2 separate regions of the Homo sapiens genome follow, and region 1 is linked to region 2. A link is a loop called in an ENCODE intact Hi-C map of the cell type or tissue named here. Cell type or tissue: gastrocnemius medialis. All regions are shown on one strand. Each heading gives the region's core, and the rest is flanking DNA. Links, peaks and the distances in the headings are about the cores only.

Evidence for each region. Hi-C counts contacts between places; a loop is a spot of excess contacts. Peaks named below come from ENCODE experiments on the same cell type or tissue, not always from the same donor. Only the 100,000 strongest peaks of a DNase experiment are listed, where the experiment ranks them.
Region 1: a loop joins it to region 2, with 2.0 times the contacts of the local background. A loop is called at or near these places in 1 of 110 quality-filtered maps.

What each region holds. Positions count from the first base shown.
Region 1 is chr5:68,766,821-68,777,352 of GRCh38, forward strand. All of the region lies in intron 2 of LOC105379013 (a long non-coding RNA gene), which reads right to left. Among named protein-coding and RNA genes, the nearest start is that of LINC02198, 260 kb to the right of the region's middle. In gastrocnemius medialis, for the core only: no CTCF peak of the experiment used is centred there; a DNase peak (open chromatin) is centred at 4,571; H3K27ac peaks cover 1,991 bases.
Region 2 is chr5:68,704,267-68,714,798 of GRCh38, forward strand. All of the region lies in intron 2 of LOC105379013 (a long non-coding RNA gene), which reads right to left. Among named protein-coding and RNA genes, the nearest start is that of LINC02198, 320 kb to the right of the region's middle. RefSeq lists an enhancer at 7,538-7,587. In gastrocnemius medialis, for the core only: no CTCF peak of the experiment used is centred there; DNase peaks (open chromatin) are centred at 5,175 and 6,485; H3K27ac peaks cover 2,675 bases.

The DNA of each region.
Region 1 (10,532 bases), core at 1,159-9,158, 62 kb after region 2:
CAAGTCCTTAGAAACTTTTTGAGCTATTAAGATTTCTCTTTATCACTGATAATTTGTGGTACCAAAGAACTATGCTACCAGGAGACAATGTTGTCTATGAGATCAGCACTTATCTATTTTGGGACCATGTGGGAGTGTACCAAACAGTGCACATGTAATTTTATACTTTGCTTTTCTTATGGTGGGCTCCAAATTAACCAATGCTTGACAAAGGAGAACTGAACAGGATCCAGGCAAGGAACACGAAGTTGCAACTCGGTTCTAATTCATCCAATAATCAGGACACCTTTCACGTGGTGTTTATTCTGCTCCCATTTACCTCTCTTGCATAATCACCATCATTTTAGTTTCCAGCGGTTCTGCTTGCTGAGCAGGTGATGAACAACTTCCAGGCACTAACTTCAACCTGCAAATGGTCCCATCATCACTTCTCCACACATAGTCTCTTATGTCCCCAGGTGTTATGCAAGTTCAGTTACTAAGCTTTCTGGTCTGTGAGCTGCTTGTCTTCCTGGAACTACATAAGCAGGAGGAGAGGACTATAAGCCATTAGCTTGCTTCTCAGATTTGGAGACCTGAGGCTTAACTGAGGTTTACTGGCAACTAGGTTTGTCTTTTTTCCAGATCCTTCCAGCTCTGGCCCCTGTTAAGTTCTTTGAGCACACCCGCTTCTTTTCCCGTTTCCCAATCCACTGAAATTTCATTTCTGGGATGGAATCATAAATTACAAGGTGTAATCTAAAGGAAAACATTTATTTTGGAGTCTCATTAACAACTGAGAGGAGAGTAATAGTGTTTATTCCCAGCACGATGGCGTAGACTCCTGCAGATGCAAAAAAAGGCCAAGCCCTCTTCCTAATCCTTACACACACACGCACACACTGGGTCAATATTCACAATAGTGAAAGTACCACATATAGGCAGAAGTAAGAAACACTCCCACAGAGACAGTCTCTTAATATTCTGTTCAAACATCAAGTTTGAAGCTCCTTTTAATTAGTGATTTACTGGCAACCATACATCATTATTCACCCTACCTGCCAGTTTTTATATTGTCTCTCAGCCCCAAAATTCAGCCTTCTACACTCTGTGATTCTAAGGCCAAGGCTCTGCAAACCACATCTCTCCTTTGCCAGGTGACTCTATATTTGACTGCCAATGAGGCACACCAGAGGGAAACTGCAAGGTAGAAGCCAGAGAAGGCACGTGGTCCTTCCTGCTTGCTCCCTACTCCTGTCAGCATCACCCAAACACTGGCCCTTCATCCTGGAAGTGACCACTGGTTTTAGTCTTCTACTTCTTTCTGCCCCTTCAAAACCACCCTCATCACACCTCACTCCCATTGACCTCTCCCCCAGGCTGCTGAGATATCTGCACCAGTTGGGTGGTGCCCTTCCCTCAGAGGTCTGAGTCTTAGCTCTGTGAGACCCTCCTCTGAGCTTCCCAACCTCTTCCCTGTGTTCCCCAGCCAGCTCTGTGGTTGGTAGCTGCATCATGTAATTATTACCTCTGTGTTACCTCAGTGTTCCCTTTTTGCTCTATCTGAAACATGTTTAACCAATTCCCCGTATTCGATCTTCTCTGTTGGAAGACCTGCAGTGGCTTCTATTCTTCTGACTAGCAACAAGGGGTACTCCCTGTTTTAGCCATACCTTGTTTTAACCCTACCTGCCTGACCCCCAATCCTAATCATTTTGCTCCTGCAAAAATTTTCTAACTATAATATTTTCTGGTTTTCACACTCTAATACCTGGGTAGTAATTGATGTTAGTGGATGGCATGGAGGACAGGGCAAGGCATCAGGAATCCTATAACTCAAGAACTGGAAGCAACCTCAGAACATAAACTATTAATGGGCTCACTTATGGGATGGGGCTTAGGGAGGTCAAATGAAAGCAAACCTTCCTGTCAGCTTGCTCCAAAGTGGAAGCAGTAAAGATTTCTTACCAAAATACTTGGAAAAGAGGCTCAGAAACTAATGAACAATACTCACATTTGAATAAGTCCAGGAATTTGAAATGACACAATAAACAGGTATCACCACTGAGTGATTAAAAGAATACCAGAAATAAATTATTGCCCAATGTTACTCTCTACTCTACCCATTCTTTTCCACCGTCAATGAAATCCCACCTTCCAAGATTCACTTTCTTGGTTTGCCTCTCTTAGCATTCTCTGAGGTTCTCTTCTAGAATTGCAGGAAGAGGAGTGACTTAGTAGGAAATTTTCAGTCTCTACCTTTCTACTGAGAATTGGCCTGTGAGCTATCCTTCACTCAGGATTGCTAGCTGAGATAAGAGCTTTGGGAAAGTTGGGAGCATTCATGAAAACAAATGAAGAAAGTTCTGTAGCACCAGGGCAAAACACATAATACATGTTACATCAGACACTCATGAGTACAAATCCTGGATTTACCACTTTCTAGCCTGAGACTAGGTCAAGTAACTCAGTTTCTGACCCTAAGCCTCAGATTCTCCAGCCGCAAAGTGAGGGTAATGACCTTTCGGTACCTCTATAAGGGTAAGATCTAAGACGTAGAACACCTTTGGTGTAATGTTCTGGCAGGGCATCACTTGGCAGTGGAAGTTTGTGATTAAGCCTGTCTGGAGGGGGGTCACATGTTGTCTCAGCCTCTAGCAAGCTCTCATCTTTTCTTTTACTCTTTGAAACAAGCCCAAAGCCTCAGTCTCAGCTTTTCATTTTCTCTCAAAGTCCTCTACTGCTTACCCTGCTTCTAAGGGCTTTTCTGCCCCTTCTCCAAGATGTAAAGGGAAGCATTCACCCCAGCTCTTTTGCTTTCTTGTAGCCTCAGAAAATGATCACATGGTATTTGTTTTCCTTTTAGAAGTTTACTGCAAAGCACCACTAGGATGGGAGGAAACACAATTAACAAGATGGGTAAGGCTCAAAGACCACAGAATCCTCACTGTGGTGGTTTGTAGTTTCTAACTCGTCCGGGAAGGTGACCCTGGGCTTCTGCCCTCCTGTCATATCTGCGGGTGAAGAATGGAATAACCGATGCTTTCTCTTCAGTGCCTCTCCTCTCAGGCTGAAGAGGAAGAGAAACATACATGTCTTTTGTCTCCAGAATGCAATTGGCATCTCCAAGGCCCTGCTCCAGGATGACAAAAAGAAAAAAAAAAAAATCTGCCCTGCCCAGGCCAGAACTCCTAGGGCCATTACTTTCTGGTGGTACCATATGTGTGCCTCTGGGTATCCTGAACAAGAGGAATTTGCATTTGGGAGAGGAAAATAAAAGTGTGGCCAACAATGGGGAGAGAGAGAGAGACCCTTAAAAGATATTCTTGAGTTACTTCCCAATTTACCTTCAGGCTACCACCTGCAAAGGGTCTGATCCCTCCCTCCTTCCCCTGCCACATTCTCATTTATGATTCTATTTTAACAACCACAAAACCAAGAGCATAAGTCCAACACTTACTATGTTCCAGGCACTGTTCTAAATGCTTGCCTGCATTAATTCCCACAACAACCCATAAAGTAGTTGTTATTGCCCATTTTACAGATGAAGGAATTTAGGCCACAAGAAGACAACTTGTCTGCGATCCCATCCTAAGGAAAGGGCAGAGCTGGGATTTGAACCAAGGCCTGTCTGACTCCAGACCTTGAGTCTTCATGATATTATGCTTTTCCAATAAATCCCTCTCCCCATCTCCCTCAGAAAGGCCCTTCCTAATCCTTTACAGGATCTCCTAATCCCTGGCAGAATTCTCCTAGAATGTTTGCCGTGCAGTGAGAAAAGAGTGAGCGCTACCAAACAAATTCCCCAGATTTCTTCTTCTCACTCTAGCTGGAGCAAGGTTTCAATAGATATGCCTAAGTTTTAAAGATAGCATTTGGATCTCAGTAATGAAATATGACACACAAAGGCACATGTACTTTGGAACAGGAATTAAAACTGGCCTGGGGAGATGCAGGCAGAAGGCAAGCTGAGGGTGAGGTCATTGACTCAAGTACTCTCAGCCCTTTATTTGATGCCTGGTGGGCTCAGACCTTGGGACTAATCTCCCTTCTCCTCTAAGCTGATGAGCTTTGCGGGAATCTGTGCATTGCCTTGGAAAGAGGAGTGGTAATAGGAGGTTGGGATGAAGGGGGCTGAAATTTTTTGGAAATTTTATTTTTTCTCCCTTTGTCCACACACTTTTTAATTAGTTTGCTGTCTTTGGGGTCTTGATATTTTTAATGGACAACCATGTTATTTCGCTTTAATTCCCTTCAAGATTGGGTCATCTCTGAGCCAATAAATCAGAGGCTTCTTGAACTCCTTGCAATCTGTGACTTTGGGAAAGAAAAGGGTTTTTCTGTATTAGTCAGTGTCTTGTCTTTCTCTATCCCATAATCCATGCCAAAATAACACTGGGGAGAAGGATGTTTTAAAAGACTGGGCCACAGTGGTCCTGGCTACCAGGCTGTTGCTTGCCAGCCCCATTTTAACCTGCCTTTTTTTTCGCCATCTACCTGCACCCAAGCTGGCACAGGCCCCCAGCTGCAGCTGATGGGGAAACTCTTGCCAGCCACTCCCGTGGAAATAAGCAGCCCTGCTGAGACCATTTTGGCACCACAGTCAGATAAAAAACAATGCTCTACTCCTGGCTTCATCTCACTTCATGTCCCTTCTCTCCCAGCTGGCTGCTTGGACAGGTCACCTCTCAGCTCACTGTTTACCCAATTCCACTTCAAAGAGAAAATACCTGTTCCTTCTGGTCTAATAAAATTTCATCGCTTTTCCAGGCCCCGGGACAGGAGAAACTTTGGTAAAATTTGCCCAACAGCATGAATCTAATGCAAAAGAAAAAAAGTTTAACATTCCGAATTTTTAAGCCTTTCCTCACCTTATTCAATTAATAATATCAGCACTTCTTTTCTTAATTCCAGAAATATTTATTGAGCCACTACAACAAATTGGGTACCATGCTAGGCACTGAGAGGGCACCCAAGAATACAGCACAGACCCTAGCCTGAGTGAAGAAATCAACTCAAAGTGGGAAAAAAAAATACATGGCTAAATAATCTTCACCATATGTAGCTTGCCTGTCATCAGTAATAGTCACCAGACGTTTTCTGCTAAAACACTAAAATAGTCCTACAGTAAGGCATTAATCTCATCTCATAGGCCATATTCAGTCGGCCCTGATCTTGGCTGTTGATTTTCTCACATATCCAGAATCAGAGTAGAGCTGATAATAATGTCTATTAAGATATAGCACGGCAAAGTGCCTCTTCTAGCAAGCAAGTGTGGAAGAGTTTCCATTACCCATTGCACACACTGACAGTTTTTCTGATCCAAAGCAGCTGGGGCCCTGAAAAGACTGATGGCTGTGTTTTGATTCTTCTTCAGTGCCAATGAAGAGCCTTGACTTTGTGATGCCAGTGCTGGCACCTTCTTCTGTGTCCCTCATTGGCACCTTCTCACATGCCCTTTTTCTGTTTGTTTATGTACATCCTCCTGACAGCAGAAGAGGCCTGAAGACAAAAATCAAATCCACATGGTCTGGGGAAGCAAATTATTAGCACAGAGGCCCTCCAGCCCCTGGTCTTCACTGCAGTGAGTGTCCCACAGTGGCTTCAGAGCAATCCTCCATCATGTATGCACAGATAATTAATGAGATTTTTTGGAACGGGTGGGTGTCTCAACAATGTCAAGGAACTCAACAAAACAGAGTGAAGGCAGAGCCCCAGCACCTCGAGGAACTTATGGATGTACAGCCGAAGGACCTGCATGCATGAATGCATTCAAGCTCTAAGGCAGAGAAAGAGGGAATTATGCTTTGAGGAGATGAAGGGAAATTATACTTTAGGAATAATGATCACTTACCCACCCCTACCTAATGAGGTAAATACACAGCAGTGCACACAAATTATGTTGGAAACGATAGAGTAGAATTAAAAAAAAAACTATAGAGATTTACCACATGCTCTCACTTGCACTTTATTTAATTCTCCTAGCTACCATATGCAGTAGGCCTTTCTATCACCACCATCATTATGGATGAGAACACAGAGAGTCAGAAATAGTAACTAATTCACCTGAGAAGCTACAGGGCACAGGGTAAGCATTGCGGCCTGGCGTGCACAGCCTCCCGCTGTGCCCGCTGTCCTGGGGAGCACAGGCCTGGAGGGTCTGCAGAAGAGGAGCTCGTGCCCTGAAAGTCACATGGAAGACCCTGGCGAGACGGTCAACGAAACATACATGGACTGGGAGAGGTAGGATTTACTTGACCCAGATGGAAGAAGACAAGGAAAAAGGCAAGAAAAAGAATGTAGAGAAAAGATAGCCAAGGGGTGATCAAAGAACATCTGGTTTTATTTCAGATTTGGTTGCACTTGTGACTGAGACTCTCACCTTTGCCCTCTTGTCCTCATTCATCCTCTCTCCCTCCTTTCTCCTCCCCCCACACGTCTCTGTGTCTGTCTCTATCTATCTGTCTATCTATCTATCTATCTATCATCTATCTATCTATCTATCTATCTATCTCTCCTAGAGCTACCTCTGACCTCTCTAGCACCATATACTCACATAGCAGTGCATATAATTATAGTCAGATTTAAATGTAAATCTTCCTTTCTTCCGATGGCCTCAGACTTTTAGTAGAGGACCTCAAAGAAATAAAGCCATAGTTTTAAAAATGCTGGACCATCCTTGCAAAACTTACAAGTAAGTGGGGATGTGGATAGGGCCCTAAACCTACCTCTAGTCCATTAAAAAAAAAGCTCAAGTTGGGGGGTCAGGAGAGAGGATTTCTTTGGAGAGAGTTATCAGTGCCCTGTGCATTTCCAACACCCACCTATCCCAACAGAAGAGGCTTGAAGGGAACCATGTGAGAGCTTGGCCTGTGTTCTCTGGAGTTTGAAGGGCATAGAGACTGGCCTATGGTGCACACTTTCTCTGTTAGAATATACTCCATGCATATATTAAAAGTCTAGTAAATATTTGTTGAATGATGGAATAGATGGTAAAAGAATGAGTAAGTGAATGAATGCTGAAAAGAGTAAAAGGGAGAAGCTGTGACTAGAACTAAAGGGAAGAGATAGGTATATTAGCTACACAACAGTGATAGAAAGTATATTTACACACATTGCACACAAATTTATGGAATGAATGAATACAGTGAGGAAACCAAGGCTATGTTGGCTAAATAGACCTTTCCTCATATTAGACATCCCGGCTAGCGGAAAAGCCCACCATGGCCCAGGACTTCTCCATATTGTCCTTCAAGGGCCCTGGCCTCAAGTCAATCCCTAAAAAGTAGACAAGAAAAATATACAGGCAACATCCCATAAGAAAGAAATCTCTAGAGTTAAAAGGTATTTGGGTTCTATATCTGGCTGATAAGAGATTCTGATTCCTGAGTCTATTTCTTTGCTTCTGTCTTTCATATCATTCTTTCTTCTACTCTGAATTCTTCCCCTTAACCTTAGTCCAGTCTTTGCTTGATAACAACATTTGACAATAGAAGGGAAAGGAAATATTGTCCCACTCATTTATCTAATCAGCACACTGAGTGCTTTCTCCATGTGCTGATCTCAGTATCTCGCCCAGAGACCCAGGTAAAGTGCCCACTGCTATTCCAGCGATGAGCATCACTTGCCTGTACACTTCAGGACTTCTAACGTGGTAAAATCCTCCATGTAATTAGGTGGTAAAACTGCATTTATAATCTATCCTAATGCTCCAGCACAGGTTCCTGAATTACAGACCCAGTATCTGTGCTCCACTACTCCCCATAAAAGACAGCATGTGATATGGTTTGGCTGTGTCCCCACCCAAATCTTATCTTGGATTATAGCTCCCATAATGCCTGCATATTGTGGGAGGGACCCAGTGGGAGATAATTGAATCACGGGGGCAGTTTCCCCCATACTGTTTTCGTGGTAGTGAATAAGTCTCATGAGATATGATGGTTTTATAAGGGGAAAACCCTTTTGCTTGGCTCTCATTCTCTCTTGTCTGCTGCCATGTAAGATGTGCCTTTCGCCTTCCACCATGATTATGAGGCCTCCCCAGCCACGTGGAGCTGTGAGTCCATTAAACCTCTTTTTCTTTGTAAATTACCCAGTTTCAGGTATGTCTTTATCAGCAGCGTGAAAACGGACTAATACAGCATACTTCTGGAAACACAGTTAATACAGCCACAGCAATGAGAGAGAAGTATGGTTGTTCAAGCAAACACATACATTTGAAAGACCAGATCCAAAGCAGAATCATCACAGTGGACCTTGAACGCCCTTCCCCAGGATGGATTCCCTAGGCCTCCTGATGCTCCTGTGAAGGAGGAAGATCAAGCCAGTTTCCGAGCAGTGACCAAAACCAAATCCCACCATACTTCCAAGATCTAAGTTATCAAATGAAAGCAGCCAGGGTCACCGAGCATGGCAGTGTGATATGCCAGATCTATTTATCCTGTCCTATTTGGAAGAGGGTGGGATTCCAGGGCAAGGAAATTCCAGAAGACTCCATGTGAGAAGCCAAGCCTTTGATACAAATTTCTTTCACTCCTTGCTTCCCAATGCAAATATCTCATTACTCCATGCAAATAACTTTCAAAACCACAGCTTCCTCTGTGTCTTGTCATAAGAAAATCTGTGAACGGGTACTGGGACAAGCACCGTACAGAGTACCTGCTCTCCCCCTATCATTTGGAGAGAAGGAGCCTTGAGCTCATCAATGGCTTGGTTCCATGTGTCCCCGAATAGGAAAGGGAGGATCAAAGGGCCAAAAATATTCATTTCTGAGGGAAAAGTAGAAGAATTAAATGTGTAGAATATGCCAAATGATGCCTGAAGGGGGATATAAATACCTATAAGCATTTGAGGGTGTAACTAAACACCACAAGGAGGGACTTTTTTTTTTTTTTTTTTTCAGACGGAGTCTCACTCTGTTGCCAGGCTGGAGTGCAGTGGCACGATCTTGGCTCACTGCAACATCCACCTCCTGGGTTCAAGTGATTCTCCTGCCTCAGCCTCCTGAGTAGCTTGGACTACAGGTGCACGCCACCACACCTGGCTAATTTTAGTATTTTTAGTAGAGACAGGGTTTCACCATGTTGGCCAGGATGATCTCGATCTCTTGACCTTGTGATCCACCCGCCTCGGCCTCCCAAAGTGCTGGGATTACAGGTGTGAGCCACCGCACCTGGCCAGCTTTTTGTTCTAAAGGTGGTTCAACTGGCTTAACTAGGAGAGACTGAAGGAAAGCAAAGGAAAATCTGAACCAGGTGTTATGAAAATTTTGCCCTCGACAAAGGCTACTATGCAGAGGGAACAGGCATCAACAGAACCTCTAGATGGAAACTTCTATTCTCTAGAATTTTTGTCATGTCTCATTTCCAATCATTTCTCAGATGCATTTGTTTGGACTTAGAAATATATGCAGTCCTTTGTGTCTACATTTTCTACGTACATTGTTGCCTTTTGTGTCTTTGTTCTCTATGTACTTTTTGGCATGTACTCTCCACGCCATAATTTGTAAATGCCCTGGTCTTGCGGTCCTATAGGGCAGTAGATATGCTTCATTTATCAGATCAAACAATCTTAGTAATGGTGATTTTAGGAATAAAATACCAAACAAAGAATCCCTCCATTTTAGTGACTTCAATGCCTCAAATAGATTTGAAGTTCTGGAACAGGCCTAAGTGCTTCTCAGTCTTCTCCAAGTTCTCTGGAGGGAAGAGGGATCAAGTCAGCTGAATATAGTCAGAAAATATATGTTGACAGTTTTCTCCGGAGATGCACTATATGGCAAGTCCTTCTGGAATTTCTAGATGGAAAGAAATATGTATGGTGAGAACAGCTTTTCTGAGAGTCTTTCAACACATTTATTCCCAGATGGGTTCAGTGCAAAAGTGAAAATCATTTTTTTAAGGAGCGAAGAAATTTCAACAAAGGTTTGGTTTGAATTTAAACTAGAGAGCTAGGCCTCTCCTTCATACGAGTGGTTTATGAGGGGCTCTAAGCTTCATTTACAGCTCCTACTAGGTTCATGTTCTACCAGAGAAGAGGCCCTGACCTGGTGGTCTGTAGAGTTTATATCCTTCCCTTATCATTTAAATATCTAGATGACCTTGGATAAATCAACTTTCTACTCTGGATCAGCTTCCTGACATATAAAAGAGGGAATTGGACTAAACTGGTGGGGTTTTTTTTTTAACATTTTTTTAGGCAGCAGAGGCCCTTTTTAAATATCATATTACACAAAAATCCAATAATAGAAGCAAGATAAAAATGTAGCCTTTCTGATTAAGGCAAATGGAGTACCCAGAGCTTTGACTGCCCCATACCCCCCACTGTAGATCCTGACCCTAAGTCCCCTCTCAGGAACCCCTGGGGCACCTCCAGGGGACAGTATCCCTCTCCAAGGAGAATATTTTGGAAGCCACTGGATTCCATGCTCCCTCAGATCTTTTCTAACTCTAGTTCCTTATGAGTTTAAATGACAGCAAGCAAAGAAACAAGCCAGGCAGCAGTGACACAGCTGATCATAAGGCAACAGATTAAAATGACTGCGAAGTTCATGG
Region 2 (10,532 bases), core at 1,746-9,745:
TGATCATGGTGGATAAGCTTTTTGATGTGCTGCCACATTCAGTTTGCCAGTATTTTATTGAGGATTTTTGCGTCAATGTTCATCAAGGATATTGGTCTAAAATTCTCTTTTTTGGTTGTGTCTCTGCCAGGCTTTGGTATCAGGATGATGCTTGCCTCATAAAATGAGTTAGGGAGGATTCCCTCTTTTTCTATTGATTGGAATAGTTTCAGAAGGAATGGTACCAGTTCCTCCTTGTACCTCTGGTAGAATTCGGCTGTGAATCCATCTGGTCCTGGACTCTTTTTTGTTGGTAAGCTATTGATTATTGCCACAATTTCAGATCCTGTTATTGGTCTATTCAGAGATTCAACTTCTTCCTGGTTTAGTCTTGGGAGACTGTATGTGTCGAGGAATTTATCCATTTCTTCTAGATTTTCTAGTTTATTTGCGTAGAGGTGTTTGTAGTATTCTCTGATGGTAGTTTGTATTTCTGTGGGATCGGTGGTGATATCCCGTTTACCATTTTTTATTGCGTCTATTTGATTCTTCTCTCTTTTTTTCTTTATTAGTCTTGCTAGCGGTCTATCAATTTTGTTGATCCTTTCAAAAATCCAGCTCCTGGATTCATTAACTTTTTGAAGGGTTTTTTTGGTCTCTATTTCCTTCAGTTCTGCTCTGATTTTAGTTATTTCTTGACTTCTGCTAGCTTTTGAATGTGTTTGCTCTTGCTTTTCTAGTTCTTTTAATTGTGATGTTAGGGTGTCAATTTTGGATCTTTCCTGCTTTCTCTTGTGGGCATTTAGTCTTTTATTAGAAGAGTTAAGAGTTTTCTTTACTCTTTGTCTTTCTCTGCTACACATTTAATTTCTATTCTTTTAGTGTTTATCCTTAAAGTCTTAATATGCATACTTAACTAAGTCTAAAGTTAATCAATATCTCTATCTTCCTCCAAAACAATACAAGAACACAGAATACTTTAAATCCAACCAGTGCCTGTTTTGCATATTACTTTTGTACAGTTTTTAATTATTCCTTATCTTTTTACCTCTAAATCATGCCATTGTTGAAATTCTTATTTTATAGAGTCAATTCTAACTTAAATTTATCCCATGCTTACTAATTTATTTGTTCATCATTCCCACTTGTACCTCACTCCAAATTTCTGGATTTAACACGTTAATGCAAAATTCTGTATTCAGCCAAATTATCATTTAAGAGTGAAGGTAAAATAAACAAAATTGTATCTTGGCATTTTAAAAATATTCTTTTTGTTATTGAAATGTTTGTTGTCAGTGCTTATAAGTAATATACTGTTCCTTTTTTATTGTTTCTGAGATTTCCTCTCTGTCTTTTGAGTTCTGAAATTTCCTTTCAGAAAGTCTATTGTATTTTTTTTTATTTAATCTACTTGGGATTTGTTGTACTTTCTGAATATGAGGACATAGGTCTACCCTAATTCTGGAAAATTTTTAATCATTTTCTCTTCAAGTATTACCTTTCACCTACTCTCTTTACTCTTTCCTTCATGATTCTTTCCTTTATGATTAACATAAATAAGCCTTTCAATTCTATCCTACAATGATTTTTACCCATCTTACATATTCTCCATTTTTTATCTCTCAATGATAGTTTCTGGATAATTCTTTTAGATCTACTTTTCAGTTTACTACCTCTCATCTCAATTTCATCCAATTACATTCTACTTTAGAAGTTCTATGATGTTTTAGTTATTTTCAAATTTGTCTTCTTTTTTTTTTATAATTGCTTGGTGTTTTTTCTCATATTTTAAATTCCCAGTTATATATCTTTAATCATTTAAAACATTATTGTAATAGCTTCTACACAATGGCTCTAATATCTTAAATTATTGACAACTATCTAATTCTAAATTGCTTTTTAATATCTGGTAAAGATAGATTTCTTATGTATTTTGCAATGGAATATCATGAGCTCATGTTCAGCAGCTATTTATCTGTGAGAATCCTATGAGACCCAAATTAAGGGTTTATCCCACCATATCAGTTTTATGTTTGTTTCTTCCAAGCACCTTGGAAATAGCTCTTTTTATAAAGATATCTCATCTTGAGAGCTTCCCAATAATGTAGGCACAATAAAATCAAATGTCAAACAGACACAGGTCCATAGCAGATCTTTTTTCTTGTCTTTCCAGCAGTATCTCGCTAATACATAGAAAATAAGTGGATCATAGGAATCTTTTTCCATTTTTACTCATAGTGGATAAATTATCCTCTTTCTTACCCCTTTCCCCATCCTCAGGTGCAGTCAAAATAAGTCCCTAAATAGCAGGTTGGGTGGGGTTTTTTTTTCCCTCTAGTAATCCTCAGAATGTTTTCCACCAAAGGGAACCGTATTAGTGTATTTTCACACTGCTGTAAATAAATACCTGAAACTCGATAATTTATAAAGGAAAGAGGTTTAATTGACTCACACACAGTTCAGCATGGCTGGGGAGGCTTCAGGAAACTTACAATCATGGTGGAAGGCAAAGGGGAAGCAAGAACCTTCTTCACATGGCGGCAGGAGAGAGAATTGCAAGCAGGGAAAATGTTAGTGCTTATAAAACCATCAGACCTCGTGAGAACTCACTATCATGAGAACAGCATGGGGGAAACTGTCCCCATGATCCACTCACCTCCCACAAGATCCTGCCCTTAACATATGGGGATTATGGGGATTGCAATTTGAGATGAGATTTGAATGGGGACACAGGAACTAACTGGCCAAGGCAGAGTTTCCAGAAAGAGCAGACACACAGCCTACTTTAAAAGCAAAATGTTTTATCAGCTTCAAGGTTGACATCTACTAGCATATTAAAGAGGAAAGTCAACAGAGAAAGAAAAAAGAGAGGAGGAAAATAGAGGGAATCAGAGAATCAATGTTTCTTGGCCACTGATAATACATCACTCCTGAAAACCACTTTTGTGGCAGATTTTCCCTCAGTGTTAAGATGCTGCACAGCCAGGACTAGGATCTAACCAATGTCTCCCTGAATCTCCTTCTCAGAAGGGAAGTCCATGAGCCAGAAAAGAGGGCCCATGGTAAACATCAAGAAAACAGCCTCAAGTAAAGGACTGCTTAAGGCAGGTAAAAGTCCTGTTTCTAAGTAGACCAGGGAGCTTGCTCTTTTTGTAAATCCTGCTTTTGCTCATTAGTTCCTTCTGGACATACTGCCCCATTTCAGTTTTTCATTTCCTATCCTCTCTAACCACACCTTCTCCATCCCCCAAGTTTCCTATTGTAATTGTGCTGATTCTCTAGGCTAGAAGGCTAAGATGACAATAAAGAGGGAGCAAATATTGCAGGAAAGGCTCCCAATCTCCCAATGTCAAAATATCTGCAGCATTCCCCCTGGAAAAGGCCTTCTTTCCTTGAAGGCCAGATATATCTGTGACATACGACTGCAAGATAATGTGATTGCAGGATTCAGGCCTTATGGTGCTCCAGGACATTTTTAAAAATCATGCAGTCATCAAAAAGCTCCACTCCCAGCTGTGTGGAAAGTGACTCTGCAGCTCTCACTTAATTTTGGTTGCATTACCTCATTCTATACATCATTCATAACAAGCAAGGAACCACAGGGCTCCCTTTGCTGAATCTTCATGTCCTTGACCCAGCTCTAACTAATTTGTCCATTTACTTCATAAATGTGGTAAATCCTGTAGCTAAAAGAAGTTGTGCAGAAGTTTAATGCAGTGGGTTCTCGCCTAGTTGTCACAACAAGCAAAAGAAGCCAAGACAAATAGGAATCCTGACCTACTACCATTTTCTCGTCCTTCCCATGTGATTCACATTGCCATCACTCTGGCAGCTAGGATGGAAAGGTTGAGAAGAGAGGAGATTTTTTAAAATTGTCTTTGGATGGGCTATTTATGTCTTCCAACCTGGTACTTTTCCTTGAACTCAAACAGAGCACCAAGACAGACTGCAGCGTGACTCCTCTACCCCACATAAATGAATACATTTACACTTCATCAGCTGTATTGGGAAGGAACTAGGAGTCTCCATGTGCTTCATGGGCCCATATAGGTTTCTTGCATGTCAAGGCAGAAGCTTAGGAGCACATGGCCTCAGGCCTGAAAGTGAGGCAGTACCCAGTCATTCCCCAGGAGAATCGTTCTGTAAGGATTTTGTCTGGTTTGTTAACACAGCTCTTCTACCAATCTTCATCATCAGGACTTTATAACTCTCTTACAATTAGATAATATGGAAGCAAAGGATTCATTCTGGACCTGCTATAAAAGTAGCAGTATTTGGGGCTGGAGTCTGCAGATATCTTGAACCGAACCAAGAACTCCAGTCTGTCTCAGGATTCAGACACAATTAGATAAAGGAAACTTCTCAGCCAAAGCCTAGACCCATTACAACCTTCTGTACCCTTTACCCCTACAATAAAACACTGTTAGAACTGAGGGGCTAAAAGACGCTGAATCATCAGAGCAAGATTAGATCATGATCACGTACTGTGCCGAGACGAAAAGCTAATGTAGACATTTTAGAAAGGGTTTCAACATCAAGAGTCAAAGCAAAAGGGGTTTTATATTTAACTAGGAATTAAGCAAAAATTCTATTTCCCCAGAATCCCAATAACAAACGTTTTATTTCTGAAGTGTTTGGGCACACTGTACAGTCTTTGCTTGAGAGCTGCCACAGTAGGATAAATAGCAATACACAAAGGCACCAAGATTGACTGGAATTGCTCCAAATTATGCAACAATCTTTGAAAACCAAAAGAAGAGACTAGCAAAAAGATACATATTACTCTGTTTTAAATGGACTATTTTTACATTTGTTTAAGGAAAAGGGAGCCAGAAGAGAAGTTCACTCAACTAGATTATCTCTTGAGTCCTCTTCTCATAGAGGCCAGCTAATCTGGTAAATCAGACTTGCTTTCTGCCTACCCATGGGTCCTGCTGAGCTCTTTAATTCTTATATTATGGAGATTTGAAAACCAATCGTTAAAGAATGTATCAAAGAAAGTCTCAAAGTCAGCTTAAGGTTAATTTCCCTCAAGAAATTCTTGGCTTTTCTTCTTTTGGTGCCTCCCCGTCCCCACTTCTTAATTGCCTCTGTCTTCCTCCAGCCTAACCCCAGCTTGATCTTAGCACGGCTTGCCCCAGGACTGGCAGAACAGACAGGATAGCTCTTTAAGAATATAGAGTTGACTATTAATAGCAGTGACACAGGCCATTGAGAGCCAAGGCAGCCAAGCAAGGAAATCTGTCAGCCTGGATTAGCTTTCCAGCACCTGGGAGGTAGGACTAATTTATAAGTAAAAATAGACAGCAAAAATGTCTGGCCCTTCATAGGCCCCTGATGTCTGAGAAGGCTTGCATGGATCCAAGTCCAAGGGCTTTTTCCAGCTGTCCTCCAAACCTAGCAGCAAACTTTTTTAAAAAACTGGAATTAATAAAAAGAAGGCTTGTTTCAGTCTGAATCAAAATCTATGTCTATATGAACAATGTACCTTTTTCCATGGATTTCTAACCATTTAACCAGATCCCAAATAACCTATAAGAGGAGTCATGTATGCCATAGTATCCTGCAGGATTCACTTATCAAAGTTATTAACGAGTTATTTAGTAGAGTATGGTCGTGCCTTCTTTCTCTCTGGGCCTCCATGCATCCCCCCATGGGAGGGCTATACTTCCTGTACATGAGGTCTAAGCCTCTACTTCCCTAAGCTCTGGTAGAGTTCCTTTGCTCATCACAGAATGGACTGCAAGAATCACATCAAAATCTTTTGAAAGAAGTTTATATTTTAGAGGAGTATTTGAGGTTAATTTACTAAGTCTCTGTTTTTTATAAACCAAAATTCGGGCTGCATGCAGACACTTGCTGCCAAGTTTAGAGGTTAGGTGACCACATATAATTTATTTTGATCAAGTAATGAATTTATAAAATGAAATTATAAAATATTCACATAGGCCCTATTCTTAGGGCCCTATAGATTAGGTCACTTTGTGCTATGACAGTCTCTGTCCCAGAGAAATTTACAGTGCCATTTTACTGAAAATCTTTTTTCAAATATCTCAAGTAATTGGGTACACACACACACACACACACACACACCAGATACCCCTGAGAAGTGGCAGTCCTGTTGTGTAAGCTAACACAATTGGCCAGAGCATTTTCTTATGCTATCCAGTCTTTCAGTTCCCATCTCTTACCTTCTAATTATACTACCTCCTATTATAAATAAGTCTTTTTTTGTAGGGTGTCAGGAACTAGTAGACTCTTGCCAGCCCCATTAGCCATCCATATTTAGATCCTTTAATCTTTCCTCTAATCTGACTCCCTGAGTCCCCCTCCCCTTCGACTACCCCCTCTCCTTGTCCTTCTCCAAATTCCTTAAGATTCTATGCCCCTAACTCAAGCTTTACAAAATCAGAGTGATATTCCAGATGCTTGCTCACTGAGAAACTGAGAGACCAGCTGTCACCTCTGCTTTCTGTTACTCTGTGACTCAGGGTATGGTCCCAAAATAGGTCTGGCCTTTCATGCTGCCTTCTCTCATTGCAGTCTGGCTTCACCTTACCTGTCCACCATCACCCCAGTTCCCCTTTAGCATTCCTGCTTTCCAGGTTTCTCTTCCCCATGAAGTGAACATGTTTCAGTTTATTTCCATTCAAACATGAATATGCCACTGGTCAGCACTCTCAGAAAGAATGTGTCTTACTTTCACCCTGGTTTGGAATTAGCCCAAAAGTCTCCATGAACATTTCTACCAAAGGAGCTCTTATTTATAAGGCCTTCCAATCTGGAAAGAGAAAGCAAGAAAAAAAAATTATGATTTTAGACTCCATTAGTACTTCTAACAATTTTCTGGAGAAAGTAAAATAGCATTCCAGGAGGATCTGCCTCAGAAAAAAATTTGATGGGCTTATGAAGAGTGACTGTGTACCACCCTGGAGCTAAGGAGAGGAAGCTTTTCCCTACTAAAGTAAATTTCCCTGGGCTTACATGGAACGGCACAGTCATGGGCTTCATGGTGCTTTGTTGCTTGGGAACCCTGCTTTCTTCCCTCCTCCTCCCCCAGAATCTGTCCTACTCTCCCTTCTGGGAGCTCAGCTACGGCAGGTGGCAGGAAGGGTGTCCATGGGGACTGAGGAGCCCCACCCTCCTCCAGGAAAGTGCAGGGGCCCACGCTGTGCCCTGGGGAAGTCCAAGAGGCCCTCATCTCAGGAACTCCCAAGCCCACAGCACTAATCCCCACAGCTTCAAGAGGAGAGAACATTCCTATTTTAAGAGCTCCTGGGTAACGTTGTGCTCACTGAGGTCTGAGTCACTGCTCTTCTTTAAAGTTTTTGAAAGAAATCTATTTCTCAGCCATTAGCTTTGCATGTTTTTTTTTTCTGCCTCAAAGATCAATTGGTTTACCACAAAATGTAAAGAGAGTTAGTGAAGCAATGGTAACCAAGGAAGCTATGGTGTCTAGAAGTGCAATAACAGACAAGGGCAGAGCTAAGAGTTAAATAAGATCTAAAAATAAGTCACTAACTATACCCCACTTCCTGTAACATACAATACACAGGTACCTAGGAGAGAAAACCACTCACAGTTCAAAAGAACACATAAAGAACACTGCAATTAAACACAGCCCACCCTGACCCAAGTATCACCATCTCCTTAATTAACAATCTTGTAAGCAATGAGGATATTTCATTGTAAGCTTATTTGTCGTTATGATGCTTGAGAATATAGAACCACCATATCAGCCATTACAGTAATTACAAAAGAAGGTCACATCACAACCACGGCATTTGTTACCCGTTGTATAAACCACTGCAAGGTGAATGTGAGTTTTTCCACAGAGTTTGCCTGCAAGAAAAACCATGTATTTCTTCCTTATCAGCAAGCTACTGTCTAAACAATTTAATGTTTTCACATTACCATCAATAATAAAACAGCTAATGTTTATTGTACCTTTATACAATAATCCATTATTACCTCATTTAATCATTACAACAACCACATGAAGCATCCCCTTTTTACAAACAGGAAAACAGAGGTAAAAAGAGATAGAGTAACTTGACCAAACCAATCCCCGTTAATAAGTGTTGAAGTTTAATTTCAGATTTTCCTAGCTAGTCACCTCAAGAAATTAATCACATTTGATACGGTTGTTTACAATTCAAAATTTGAATGCCATCAGTTCCAACTTTATTTTAATGGCCAACTTTATCTTTCCCCCAGCTAGTTAAGCTGATTTTTCACATATGTAAATGACTTCTATTAAAATTCAGTTTGTACTCTTTTCTCAGACTTCTATATTTAATATCACATTTTGGGTGTGGCTCAGCAAAAAATGAAAGTAACTGGTTCAGAAAATAAACACCCAGTTTCCTCTTCATTCTTTTTCCTTTGAGAAAAAGAGTAGCCGGATCTAAATAGAATGACCCTGGCCCCAAGTTAGAAGTTTCCAATTCCTTGGGACTCCCTTGGTGTCTGCATTAGTTTGCTAGGACTGCCATTAATAAAGTACCACCTACTTGGCGGCTTAAACAACAAAAATTTACTTTCTCACTTCTGGAGGCTTAGAAGTTCGGCAGTGTAGCTTATTTCTGAGGCCTCCTTCCTTGGCTTGTAGATGGTTTTCTTCTCCCTGTGTCTTCACATGGTCTTCCGTCTATATGTGTCTGTCTTAATTTCCTTTTATTTTGAGGACAACAGTCACATTGAATTAGAGCCCACCCACGTGACCTTATTTAATCTTACTTCCCTCTTTAAAGACCCCATCTCCAAATACAGTCACATTCTGGGATACTGGAGGTTAAAACTTCAGCATATAAATTTGGGGAAGCAACAATTTATCCTATAGCACTATCCTAACAATTTTCTTTTACAAGGTTGTCTATGTAGCACAATATAAATGTCTTTGACCCTGACAACCAGGAGGTTAAATCACTGCTTTTTCTAAATGCTTTTGTATTACCTCCCTGTGATGATACACACAAGTTTTTCTATGATCAAACCAAGTTTTTATTCAAATACTGTTATCAGCAATACCGACCATATTATAGTTTTCACCTTAAAAGATACCGTTAATTTCATTTGTAAAGAAAATGCATTAAAGATGTATTTACCAATTATGAATTACCAATTGCCAATTAATAAAAATAAATTCTAGATTTGAAAAAATTTGAGGTCATTAACATCTTAAATTGCTATTATTATACACATGGCACTTAAAACTGTATCACCTCTCGTCAAGATAGTGCCCAGAATAACTTACCCTGGGCCTCAGCATATGTCTCAATTCCTGGTCATCCCACATGAAGATTCAGAATGACCTGATAAGAGGTGATTCAGATGTGTATGTTACATCAGTGTAGAAGCTACCACTTATGGGTACCTCCTGCTTTCACATGCTGTGCTACATGTGTTATGTACATTAAATCATTTATCTTCAAAATCTCTGTGGGAGAAATATTATTGTGTCTGCTTTACCAGTGAGTAAACAACATTAGAGAGATTAAGGAAATTGGCCAAGGTCACACAGTTGGTCAAGACAGGTCTTAGATGTGAGCCTAGTCCCATCTGACTGCAGAATTTTTTTTTTTTTAACCACCACATGTTTCTTCTTTGACTTCTTAAGAGATATAGCGGTGGAGTCTATGTGGCTCAGTGACTCAGTGATGCAGAACTTTTCCTAGGCCATAAAAATATCTAATCTAGTTTCACCAACTGTTAGTTTGGATAAATAAACTGACAACAGTATCTTTGTTTCTATGTTTTAGCTGAAAAACAAATCATGAGGTATTCACCATCAGAAATAAAATCTACATCTGTCTTTGGGAGATGATGAATAAGGTTACGTAAAACAATGGATGCATCTATTTTTCTAGAAAAGGTTAATTATATTGAGCAAAGCCAATTAGTAATCACAAGCTGCTATGTGGCATCTCTGGGACTGTGGTATTGCATTCCTACAAAACACTTATTTCATTGTTCAATTTTATCTGTTTTGTGTCCCGGCTTCCTAGTCAAAATGTGTTGAAGGCAGGCAGGAGCCTTTCTTCTTTCTATTATCTTGCGATGCTGAGCACTGTGCCTTGCACAGAGCAAGTGCTCATTAACCTTTCATTATCCGTTTTGAAGTCTCTACCAAGTGACCATCAAGAGAAGCACCTGAAGGCTTGGTGATAAGCCTCAGTCACACGACAAGGTGTGTAAGAAATCCCTAAAACCACTCCCCAAACCTTTTATTCATAAACGCAAAATGTCTGAGGGATGGCTGATGGTGCCGGGGAGGAGTGCTTTTGTAGTAATTGTGCAATTCTATTTATTTAGATAAAGTAGGACATGTCCGAAATCTTAACAGGTCTTAACTGGGGACCCTGAAGGCAGTTTCAAATAAAGCAGGATTCTGTATGGGGTGCTCATTAATGCACCTGAGCGATCCCAATTGAGGAGTGAGTCGGGCCAACCTACCAGCAGAACTCAGAGTGCCTTCCTCCTTCCTCCTGTTGGTCATGTGTCTTCTTTCTTAGCAGGACCTCTTCATCTTGACCAAAAAGTAGCTTATTGAA